2 separate regions of the Homo sapiens genome follow, and region 2 is linked to region 1. The links are chromatin contacts, found by Hi-C in ENCODE. All regions are on one chromosome and are shown on one strand. Each heading gives the region's core, a stretch centred on a gene start or an enhancer-like site at or near the end of the contact. The rest is flanking DNA. Distances are from core to core; before and after follow the strand shown. Region 1 has its middle 8.7 kb from the start of SLC2A5. Region 2 has its middle 11 kb from the start of TNFRSF8.

The links. Hi-C counts contacts between places; a loop is a spot of excess contacts on that map. Pooled maps may share reads with other maps.
Region 2: a map with no recorded cell type shows a loop between it and region 1 (12-fold over the local background). The contact joins two enhancer-like sites. A Hi-C loop is called at or near these places in 1 of 37 single-sample maps with no recorded cell type and 3 of 50 pooled maps.

The regions. Positions count from the first base shown.
Region 1 is chr1:9,075,323-9,081,443 of GRCh38, reverse strand. It overlaps a transcript of SLC2A5 not described here. Among named protein-coding and RNA genes, the nearest start is that of SLC2A5, 8.7 kb to the right of the region's middle. RefSeq lists an enhancer at 5,063-5,152. Within about 2 kb of position 2,408, at least 6 of the 41 ENCODE cell types and tissues checked have a DNase peak (open chromatin) inside an H3K27ac peak, as active enhancers do.
Region 2 is chr1:12,049,040-12,055,160 of GRCh38, reverse strand. No RefSeq gene overlaps it. Among named protein-coding and RNA genes, the nearest start is that of TNFRSF8, 11 kb to the left of the region's middle. RefSeq lists a silencer at 986-1,035 and enhancers at 1,918-1,967, 2,643-2,702, 2,713-2,802, 2,843-2,992. Within about 2 kb of position 2,965, at least 12 of the 41 ENCODE cell types and tissues checked have a DNase peak (open chromatin) inside an H3K27ac peak, as active enhancers do.

The sequences.
Region 1 (6,121 bases), core at 1,159-3,658:
CCAGGCTGGACTTGAACTCCTGATCTCTCCTGCCTCAGCTTCCCAAGTCGCTGGGAATATAGGCACATGCCACTGTACCCAGCTCATCTTTTTACTTTCTTGATAATGTCTTTTGAGGCACAAAAGTGTGGGTTTTGTTTTGGTCGTGTTTTTTTTTTTTGGGGTTTTTTTTTTTTTTTTTTCTGAAACAAGGTCTCATGCTGTTTCCCGGCCTGGAGTGCAGTGGTATGATCACAGCTCACTCCAGCCCTGACCAGTCAGGCTCAAGTGATCCTCCCACCTCAGCCTCTTGAGTAGCTGGGAACAAGGGCATGTGCCACCACCCTCAGCTAATTTTTTTTGTTTGTTTATTTGTTTTTAGTATTTTTTGTAGAGATGATGTTTCACCACATTGTCCAGGCCAGTCTTAACTCCTGAGCTCGAGTGATTTGCCTACCTCAGCCTCTGAGGTGCTGAGTTTGCAGGCGTGAGCAACCTCACCCACCACTTTTTCATTTTGATGAGGTTATTGGCAACCTGAAATAATTGAAAGGATCAGAATCCAGTTTAAAGGAGTTTATTCAAGGCCAGGCGGAGTGACTCACACCTATCGCCCCAGGCGAGAGGGATTAAAGGTCCCATAAGCACATTCCTTTAAGACTCAAAATAATTCCAGTTTCCAACAGCTTTGATTTTGAATTATTTGTTTTCACATTATATATAAGCTGGCTCCTGCACATCACTGGATATTATTTATGGCCTGCCTGGTCTCATTTTCTGTGGTCAAAGAGAGTGGTCTCATTAGGAAAGAACTTGAATAGACATTTCTCCAAAGATGTACAGACGGCCAACACGAATGTGAAAAGATGCTCAACGTCACTCATCATTAGGGAAATGCAAATCAAAACCACAATGAGAGCTCACCTCACACCTGTTAGGATGGCTACTACCAAAAACAACGATAACAGCAACCACAGCCCAGAAAATAACAAGTGCTGGTGAGGATGTGGAGAAATTGAAACTCTTATATACTGTTGGTGAGAACGTAAAATGGCGTAGCTACTGTGGAAAACAGAACGGTAATTCCTAAAAAAAATTAAAAATAGAATTATCATGTGATCCAGTGATCCCACTTCTGGGTATATATCCAAAATAATTGAAAACGGGGGCTCAGCGAGATACTTGTACACCCATGCGCATAGCTGCATTTCTCACAATTGCCAAAGGTATTAATAGAAGCAACCCAAGTAACCTGACAGATAAATGGGTAAACCAGATGTGGTGTGTGCACAGTGGAGTATGATCCAGCCTCAGAGAGCAAGGCAATCTTGTTCCATGTTACAGCATGAAGGACTCATGAAGACATGCTCTAAGTCTTCGGAAATCAGTTACAAAAAAGCAAATACTGCATGATCCTACTTACATGAGGTATTGTGAGTGCCCAAATTCGTAGAAGCAGAAAAGTAGAATGGTGGTTGCCAGGGACTTTGGGGAGGGAAAATGGGGAGTAGTTGTTTAATGGGGACGGAGTTTCAGTTTTGCAAGATGAAAAGGTTCTGGAGATCTGTTTCATAACAATGTGAATATACTTACCACAACTCAACTGGTACATTTATTTAAAAATGTACAGTTAAAATGATAAGTTTTATGTTATGATGTTTTTAAAAAGAGGGATATCGGCTGGGCGTGGTGGCTCACGCCTGTAATCCCAGCACTTTGGGAGGCCAAGGTGGGCAGATCACCTGAGGTCGGGAGTTTGAGATCAGCCTGGCCAACATGGTGAAACCCCGTCTCTACTAAAAATTCAAAAAATTAGCTAAGCATGGTGGCTCACGTCTGTAATCCCAGCTATTTGGGAGGCTGAGGCAGGAGAATCACTTGAGCCTAGGAGGCAAATGTTGCAGGGAGCCAAGATCACGCCACTGTACTCCAGCCTGGGTGACAGAATGAGACTCTGTCTCAACAAAATAAAGAAATAAATCAAAAATAAAAAGAGGAGTGTCTATCCAGGGTAATGTGTAACCGACAGAAGCCCCTTGGGTCCTGAAGAGCCTCTGCTGCTCCGGCTTTCACGTCTTCTGCCTGTGCTTCTCCAGGAGCACGCCCTTCCTGTGCACGTGCACTCTCTGATAGGCGAGGTCAAATTCTGTTCTTGGTGAGAAAACACATAGGCACCTTGTCATGTCTCTGAAGTTTACACCCCAGGCATATCAGAGCGTGATCAACAATCTCTCTGCCTCGGGGACATCTAGTAGGAGCTTGGAAGGGAGCTCAAGTGAGGACAGAATACAGAACTGGCTCCTGAAGGAAGATAAACTTGGAAGGCGCACGTTTTCTGGACCCTCCCTGCAGACTTGGGTTCCGGCGGCCAGGTGGCATGCCCAAGGTGGGGTGTGGCTTTTCACAGAAGAGGAAGAGGGAGACACCGCGCGTGGGCACTGGGGTTGGGAGGTCCTGTGTCAACCGACTGGATGCACTCCTCTCCCTTCCCCAGACGAGATACACTGCCTGTGCCAAAAGCAAAGCAAGGGCACTGTGGGGTGGTCAGGTCCACTCTGAATCTGTTAATGATTCCTTCCTTATCTAAATCTGGAATGTGGGAAAAGAAAAACAGCTGAGCAGTGTGAGCCCTGTGAGGTTCGCAAAATTTATTAGGCCCAGAGAGACGTGAGTGGGAACTTGAGTCACTTCCCCACCCATGTCCAGGGCAGCTATTTGACGACACTTTGTTCCTGATAGCTGCCTCACCCATTTTCTTCAGGGTTTTGGAATTCATGGTACAAAGAACAATGTAGTGTGGATCTACAGTTTACATGGTTTTGATGTAAATTCTTGGTAAAGAACTGTCTCTTCTTTAAATGAAATGTTTTTCAATAGTTTTTGGGGATACAAGTGGTTCTTGGTTACATGGATAAATTCGTTAGTGGTAATTTCTGGGATTTGGGTGCACCCATCACCCAAGCGCTGTACACTGTACCCAATACAAAGTCTTCTCTCCCTTTCCCGCCTCCTGTCAGAGGCATTGGAACCAGAGCGACTCCATCTTGAATAGGGACCGAGTAAAGTGAGGCTGAGACCTACTGGGCTGCATTCCCAGGAGGTTTAGGCATTCTTAGTCACAGGATGAAATAAGAAGTCAGCACAAGGTCACAAAAACCTTGCTGATGAAAGGATGTGGTAAAGAAGCCACAAAAACCCACCGAAACCAAGATGGTGATGGAAGTGACCTCTGGTTGTCCTCACTGTCATTATATGCTAATTATAATACATTAGCATGCTAAGAGACATTCCCACCAGTGCCATGACAATTTACAAATGCCATGGCAACCTCAGGAAGTTACCCTATATGGCCTAAAAGCGGGAGGAGCCCTCAGCTCCGGGGAACTGTCCACCCCTTTCCCAGAAAACTAGTGGATAATCCTCCCCTTGTTTAGCAAAGAACAAGAACTAATTATAAATATAATCAGTTGAGCAGCCCAGGCCACTGCTCTGCCTGTGGAGTAGCCTTTTTTTTATTTCTTTACTTTCTTAATAAACTTGCTTTCACCTTACTCTATGGACTCACCCTGAATTCTTTCTCACACAAAGTCCAAGAACCTTCTCTTGGGGTCTGGATCAGGACCAACACTCCCATTGCCCCTCCCTCCCTCCTGTCCTTCCTTCCTTCCTTCCTTCTTCCCCTTCTTTCCCTCCCTCCCTCCCTCTCTCCCTCCCTCCCTCTCTCCCTGTTTCACCCTTGTTGCCCAGGCTGGAGTGCAATGGAATGATCTCGGCTCACTGCAACCAGGTTCAAATGATTCTCCCGCCTCAGCCTCCCGAGTAGCTGGAATTACAGGTGCCTGCCACCAAGCCCAGCTAATTTTTTTCTTTTTTTTTTTGTATTTTTAGTGGAGATGGGGTTTCACTATGTTGGCCAGGCTGGTCTTGAACTCCTGACCTCAGGCGATCCACCTGCCTCAGCCTCCCAAAGTGCTGGGATTACAGGCGTGAGCCACTGCGTCCAGACTTTTCTGGGGGTTTTTTTTTTGTTTTTTTGTGTTCTTTTTTTTTTGCTTTTTTTTTTTTTGAGACAGGTTTTGACTCTGTTGCCCAGGCAGGAGTGCAGTGGCGCTATCTCAGTTCACTGCAACCTCCACCTCCCAGGCTCAAGCAATCCTTCCACTCTAGCCTCCCAAGTGGCTGGGACTACAGGCATGCAGCACCATGCCTGGCTAATTTTTGTATTTTTGTAGAGACGGTATCTTACCATTTTGGCCAGACTAGTCTTGAACTCCTGAGCTCAAGCGATCTGCCTGCCTCAGCCTCCCAAAGTGCTGGGATTATAGGCATGGGCCACCATGTCCAGCCTTCCTTTTTTCTTTTAAAAACCCACTTGTAAGGCTTGGCATGGTGGCTCATGCCTATAATCCCAGCACTTTGGGAGGCTGAGGCGAGCGGATCACGAGGTCAGGAGTTCGAGACCAGCCTGGCCAACATGGTGAAACCCTATCTCTACTAAAAATACAAAATTAGCCATGCGTGGTGGCAGGCGCCTGTAATCCCAGCTACTAGGGAGGCTGAGGCAGAAGAATCGCTTGAACCCGGGAGACGGAGGTTGCAGTGAGCCGAGATCACGCCACTGCATTCCAGTCTGGGCAACAAGAGTGAGACTGCATCTCAAAAAAAAAAACAAAAAAAACACCACACTTGTAACTATTGCTGATAGGAACATAAATTCAGGGCAACTTGAATCTATGCTCCTGGGTTGCAGTCCTCAAACTTGGCCCAAATAAACTCTCTACTTGTATGGATTTCACCTCAGTTTTTTCCTTTAGATTAATAAATGGGTGTGGCCAAGAGCCATTTCCTCTCCCCATCAATCAAGCAAGCCAAATATAGACACCACCTTGATAGCAACCCCGTTTTGTGCATCAAAGGCACATATAGGCATTTCTGCTATCATGTGATATACCTGTTCCTAAAGAACATGACATTCTGCCAAGTGGCACATCAAAATAACAGGGCTTAAGGGGAGAAATGACTGGCAAGGACCACTTGAATCCTATGCGGTTTTACAATCTGAACACAAACAAGTATAAATGCAGTCTTGATAAGCACAGCAGCTAGGGCAGATCTCCATCGCCTGGGGGAACTTCTGCTTTCTCTTCTCAGATTAGGGTCTTTGGGCCTTTCACTCCTAGTAGAGCTGTTTCATCAAAATTGAAAATCCGGCCAGGTGCAGTGGCTCACGCCTGTAATCCCAGCACTTTGGGAGGCCGAGGCGGTCAGATCATTTGAGGTCAGGAGTTCTAGAACAGCCTGGCCAACATGGCGAAACCCCGCCTCTACTAAAAATACAAAAATTAGCCAGGCGTAGTGGCGTGCGTCTGTAATTCCAGTTACTCGGGAGGCTGAGGCAAGAGAATCGCTTGAATCTGGGAGGTGGAGGTTGCAGTGAGCTGAGATTGTGCCACTGCACCCCAGCCTGGGCAACACTGTGAGACTCCGTCTCAAAAAAAAAAAAATGCCGGGCGCGGTGGCTCACGCCTGTAATCCCAGCACTTTGGGAGGCCGAGGTGGGTGGATCACCTCAGGTCAGGAGTTCGAGACCAGCTTGACCAACATGGTGAAACCCCGTTTCTACTAAAAATACAAAAATTAGCTGGGCATGGTGGCAGGTGCCTGTAATCCCAACTACTTGGGAGGTTGAGGCAGGAGAATCACTTGAACTTGGGAGGCCGAGGTTACAGTGAGTTGAGATCATGCCATTGCACTCCAGCCTGGGGGACAAGAGTGAGACTTCGTCTCAAAAAAAAAAAATTGAAAATCCAATGCAGGCTATAATCAATTAAAACAAACAAATTACATATGAAAATATCTTCAACTGTCCTGCTAACTCCACCATTTAGTTTAAGATTATTGAAAGGGTCACAGGGGAGTGACAACTGTCTGGGCCAGTGGCACGGGAGTAAAAGAATTTACCAAGACAGTTGTAGGTAGAGAAAGATAGATTTATTAGAGAAAGTAGGAAAATATGTTGCAAGGAGGCAACGGGCGGTATCAGCAGAAGAGGAGCGGACTGCAAGGAAACAGGCTTGCTGGAGATTTTATAGGATGGCTCTTGGGATGTTGGATTACGCCACGGCTGCAGGAGCTAACCTGC
Region 2 (6,121 bases), core at 1,716-4,215, 3.0 Mb before region 1:
CCTCAATGAAGCTATTAACACACACACATTTTAAAACCGCAGCTCCTGCTCATCTTCAGGTGTTGGCTCAGATGAACCTCCTCAGAGAGGCTTTTCCTGACCACCCCAGCTGATGTTACCACTCTCTGCCACATCGCCCTGTTCATCAGGGACGTACCACAGTGTGGCATCGTTTATTTGCTCATTGCTAACTTTCCCCGCCTGGGGAGCAGGGATTGTGTCTGTCTGGTCCACTGACATAAGCAGGGCTTGGCTTCATGAATCTTTATTGAATGACTTGAATGACCAAGGACAGGGGTCCTAGCAGACATGGCGGACGTCAGACTCACCTTCTGGGGCTGGTCTAGGGGTGTTCCAAGAACACCAAGCAAGGCTGAGAAGGGCAGGTACTGCTCTGAAAGTGAAACCCGGAACACAGCCATGCTGCCAGCCCATCTGCGCCATCATCCATGCCGTGGGTGCCTGCAGAAAGTGCCAGCAGGGACCCTGTTCCTAGCAGGAGCTGCCCATCAGCATATGGCATTCATTCAGAAAATCCCTCTGGAATCTCCCTGGTCATTCCCTCCATGTGGCTGGGAGTGGGTCTGCCCCACTCCCAGAATCATCCCTCCCTCCAAACAGGAGGCAGGAGGCCTGAAGGCCCAGTCTGGCCTGGGGCTCACCAGACACAAAACCCTGGCAATGTGGAGAAACTAAGGCGTGGCCACAACTCAAGCCTCAGCTAGATCTGGAGACTCATGGGGACCTCCCCCTGAAGACTGGAACTGTGATCTGGCCTGAGAAAAACCCATCAGTTACCATCCATAACCCCCATCGACTCATGGTGATTTCACTGGGTTCTGGTTTGCATCAGACACTGGCCAGAGTGTGAGAGCTGAGGTGGGGGTCGCCACATCCAGCAACCGCTCCCCTACCCCAGTTACACCGACCCTGAGGCCAAAGTCCCACAGCCAGTCAGTGCAGGGACAGCCCCCAGGCCCCAGCCTCCTGAGCCCCCACCCGGCCCCTCTGCCCTCGCCCGGCTTTATTGTGTGTATTTGCTGCTTGCTATCATTTTCCTTTTCCAGGCCTGTCACCAGGGGAGCAAAGCCTTGACCCCAAGCTTTCAGACTCTGGCAAGGGAGGCAGATGGCAGGGGTCTCAAGGGTCTGCTTGGCTGTGACTGCAGAGGCTGATGGAACATCAGGGCTTTGGGAGCGGTCAGCGGCCTGTTTCAGTGCTGCACACACACACATACACATATGCACACACACATGCACACACACGTACACATAGGCACACACACATGCACACACACGTACACATCTGTGTGAGCACACACTTGCCTCCCAGACTCAGCATCCATCATCCCCAATGCCCGGCCAGCTTATCTACCTATTACCTGAAAACAATCCTGTTATCTGTCCAAGGAGATAGTGTGGAAATAAATGCTTAGCAAGAAATGGCCTGTGCTGTCTACCCCACATCCACCTCCTGGGGGGCCTGTGTGTTCTGGGGGTCACTCTTGCATTTCAAGTGACTCCAAACAACGTCCCCAAAGCAGCAGCCCACCTTGTGTTTCCTTGGGGCCTGAGCCCGGCCACTGGCTGGCGTCCCACTCTCATGCTTGGCAGTGGAAACAGCAGCCACTGCCTTGGCTTGCACTGACACTGCACAGGCGCCAGGGTTCTTTCTGAGCCAGGCCTTCCGGCTCTGCAGGGGCCATTGAACTGAGCCAAGGAAAGAACATATTGGTGGCGGCCGGGCGTCATGGCGCACACCTGCGGTCCAAGCTACTCAGGAGGCTGAGGTGGGAAGATTGCTTGAGCCCAGGAGTTCAAGGCTGTAGTGAGCCATGATTATGCCACTGCACTCCAGCCTGAATAACAGTCAGCCTGGCCCTGACTCTAAAAAAAAAGAAAAAGAAAAAAAAAAAGAACCTGTTGATAGCATCTACGGATATGGGTAGACACTGACCCCTGGGGTCCCTTCCTTGTACTCCAGGGACCAGCACTTGACCATCCAGGCCTGTGTGGTCTGTCAAGCAGACCTGGTGCCCAGCAAGACCTGGGGCTCTGCCAGGACCACTCCTATGAGACCTGCTCTTGCTGCAGTGTCTAATGTGCCTATAGGAGCAAGAACGCTTGGACGAAAGGAACACATCCCTGCTTAAGAGGCAACGCCATGGATTAATATTCATTTAAACAAACACTTCTACAGGCATATGGGTACCAGGCCCCAGGATAGGTGCTGGGGTTCATCAGTGAACAAGGCTTTTGCCCTCAGAGGGATGGGAGCCACTAGGAGTTTGGATCAGGGAGGGGCATGGCCTGACTTGGGTTGTCCGGGTCACTCCGGCTGTTGCGTGGGAAATAGATGGCCCAGGAAAAGAGGGGGAGGACGAGAGAGGGGAGAGCAGGCAGGGGCAACTGAAGCATCCAGGGTGGAGGGGGTGGAGGCTGGGGCCAGGAGGGAGCTGTGGGAGAGGGAAGGGGCCGGATTAGGGGTGAACTTTGGGGATGGGATTTACTGAAGGATTGGATGTGTGCGAGAATGAGGCAAAGGTTTGGCCTGGGAAACTGGAAGAGTGACGTTGCCTTCAGCTGGGGTGAGGAGGGACTACTGAGGGAGGGCAGGGGCTTTAGGAGCACCTGTCAGCGGCCACCTACCCAGACTGTGGTGGGGTGGATGCAGTGGTCAGTGAGGGCTTCCTGGCAGAGGTGAGGCTCAAGCTGAGACCTGAAAGAAGGAGCAGGCTGGGGAGAAAGGGGTGAGAACAGCAAAGAGTGGGACTGCTGGGAAGAGCTCGCTGAGGGTGGCTGGGGGAACTTTCAGTGGCCCCAGGGGGGCCCGAGGGTTACTGACAGGGAAAGGAGAGAGCTCCAGATGAGGCCAGAGGGGCAGGACGGGTCCAGGCTGCTTACTCAGCACCAACAGGGAGGGAGGCTTGGCCATGAGCAGCCCAATCAGACCGAGAAATGGAGACGGGTAATAAATAGCCACAGATGAGTCATCTCAAGCCCCAATTCTGAGCCTGCCTCGCTGCTCTCCTGGGCCCGCAGCCTTCCTGGGAGGGGCCCCTGATTTCAGAATGACCAGGTCAGGCAGAGCTCAACTACCAGGGCCCCTGTGCTCGGGGCTCAACCCTGCAAGGCCCCAGGTGGCAAGGCAGCTTCGCCTTGTGGCAGCTGGTCCCATCGCCTTCCTCAGAACTCAGGTCAAAATAAGCAGCACACAGAAAACATTTTTTATGTGATCATTGCTTCAAACTTTTTTTTTTAAATCCTAGTATTAATTAGCCAGGTATGTAGGACTAATACAGTGCTCACCTGCGGTCCCAGCTGCCTGGGAGGCTGAGGCGGGAGAATTGCTTAAACCCAGGAAATCGAGGCTGCAGTGAGCTAGGATTGCACCACTGCACTCCAGGCTGGGTGACAGAGTGAGACTCTGTTTAAAAACAAAAAAAAAAAAAAGCTGTATTAATAAAATGTAATTAGAGGTATCCAGGTGTTGGGGGAAAAAAGCATTTGGTAAAGTCAGAGAAAGCTGGGTTCAAATCCCACCTCTTACTGCAGCCACAGCTGAGCAACTTGGAGCCAGCTGGTTAACCACCCTGGGCCTTGCCTTTCTTATCCATCAAATGGAAATAACAATGGCACTGACATCACAGACTTATGCAAAGATCTGAGATGCTAAATGCTTGGCACAGGAAGCTCCAGGATACCCAGCTATAATACCACAAAGACAGGGATCTATTCTAAATTTGTGGCCATCTAGTCAGGGCCCGGCCACAGGACAAATGAGGCCACCATTTTGCCTCCAGGCCCCCAGGTCTCCTGGGCCTCAGATGCCGGAGCACAAAGCCTCACTGTATTTGCACCTGGTTCACGCAGCCCCCTGGAGGCTCTGGACTTGAGAAGGCAAGCTCCCTGAGGGCAGGGAGTTTCTCAATGCTAGTTTCTCAATGCTTTATTACCAGGGCTTGGCATAATAAATATTTATTGAATTAATAAATAGAGCAGGCCGGGCACAGTGGTTCACGCCTGTAATCCCAGCACTTTGGGAGGCCGAGGCGGGCTGATCACTTAAGGTCAGGAGTTCGAGACCAGCCTTGCCAACATGGTGAAACCCCGTCTCTACTAAAAATGCAAAAAAAAAAATTAGCTGGGAGTGGTGGTGGGTGCCTGTAATCCCAGCTAATCGGGAGGCTGAGGCAGGAGAATCGCTTGAACCCAGGAGGCAGAGGTTGCAGTGAGCTGAGATTGCGCCACTGCAGAGCGAGACTCCATCTCAAAAAAAAAAAAAAGAATATAACCATCTCAAATTAAAAATAATAATAGGCTGGGCACGGTGGCTTACCCCTGTAATCCTAGCACTTTGGGAGGCTGAGGCAGGTGGATTACTTAAGGTCAGGAGTTTGAAACCAGCCTGGCCAACATGGTGAAACGCCGTTTCTAATAAAAATATAAAAAAATTAGCTGGGTGTGGTGGTGGGCACCTGTATTCCCAGCTAATCAGGAGGCTGAGGCAGGAGAATTGCTTGAACCTGGGAGGCAGAGGTTGCAGTGAGCCGAGATTGTGCCACTGCACTCCGGCCTGGGCAATAGAGAGAGATTCAGTCTCAAAATAATAATAATTTTTCAAGCAATTAGTTCGGCTTGCCACATTCTGATAGATTCAGATGCTAAGGAGACAATGAGCCCAGCTAGATTTAAAGGGTTTACTACTGGCCGGGCAGGGTGGCTCATGCCTATAATCCCAGCAATTTGGGAGGCCAAGGTGGGCAGATCCCTTGAGCCCAGGAGCTGCCCATCCTGGGCAACAAAGTGAGACTCCTCATCTCTACAAAAAAAAAAAAAAAAAATTAGCCGGGTGTGGTGGCATACTCCTGTAGTCCCAGCTACTCGGGGGACTGAGGTGGGAGGACGGCCTGAGCCCAGGAGGTCGAGGCTGTAGTGAGCCATGATCGCACCACTGCCCTCCAGCCTGGGTGACACAGCAAGACCCTGTCTAGAAAAAATAAAATGAGGGTCTACTACCTGCAGCCCTGCACATAGCATGAGCACTGAATTTGCATTGCTTGCCCTTGCCCTTGCCCTTAACATCCCTTCACGTAGGGTGAGGAACCAGCCCAGGCTGGTGCTGAGCACACACCATGGGAGACCCCCAATCTCATTAGGGGCTGCTGGCAAACCTATTCAACCTCTGTCCTGAGAAGACATTGTCTTTATCACCCTGGAATAGCCATCTCCCTAGGGGACGGGAGGGAGTCCTTACTGTCCTGGAAAGTAAATACATTTGCTCGCTAGCCCAGTGGGAGATGCTACCTCCAGCTTCCAAGACTGTTTGCTATGCAAACAATAATCATGGCTATCATTGATCAGCAGCTCCTAGGTGCCTACCAGCCATTGCAATAGCAGTCCCTGTATTAGTCCACTAGGGCTGAGTATAACAGAACAACACACGTTGGAGGGCTTAAGCAACAGAAATTTATTTCCTTTTTTTTTTTTCTTTCGAGACAAAGTCTCACTCTTGTCACCCAGGCTGGAGTGCAATGGCACAATCTTTGCTCACTGCAGCTTCTGTCTCCCGGGTTCAAGCAATTATCCTGCCTCAGCCTCCCGAGTAGCTAGGATTACAGGCATGTGCCACCACACCTGGCTAATTTTTGTATTTTTAGTAGAGACGGGGTTTTACCATGTTGCCAGGCTGGTCTCAAACTCCTGACCTCAGGTGATCCACCCGCCTTGGCCTCCCAAAGTGCTGGGATTACAGGAGTGAGCCACCACGCCCAGCCCAGAAATTTATTTTCTTATCATTCTCAAGGCTGTGAATCTGAGAGTAAGGTGTCAGCAGATTTGCTTTTTCCTCAGGTCTCGCTCCTTGACTTGAGGACATCACCTTCTTGCTATGTCCTTGAGGGGCCTTTTCTCTGCGTGTGCATTCCTGGTGTCCTTTTCTCTTCTTAGGAGTGTGATAATCCCATTAGCTGAAAGCCCCACCCTTAGGACCTCGCTTAACCTTAATTACCTTTTTAAAGGTCCTGTCTTGGCCAGGCGCGGTGGCTCACGCCTGTAATCCCAACACTTTGGGAGGCCGAGGCGGGCGGATCACAAGGTCAGGAGTTTGAGACCACCCTGAC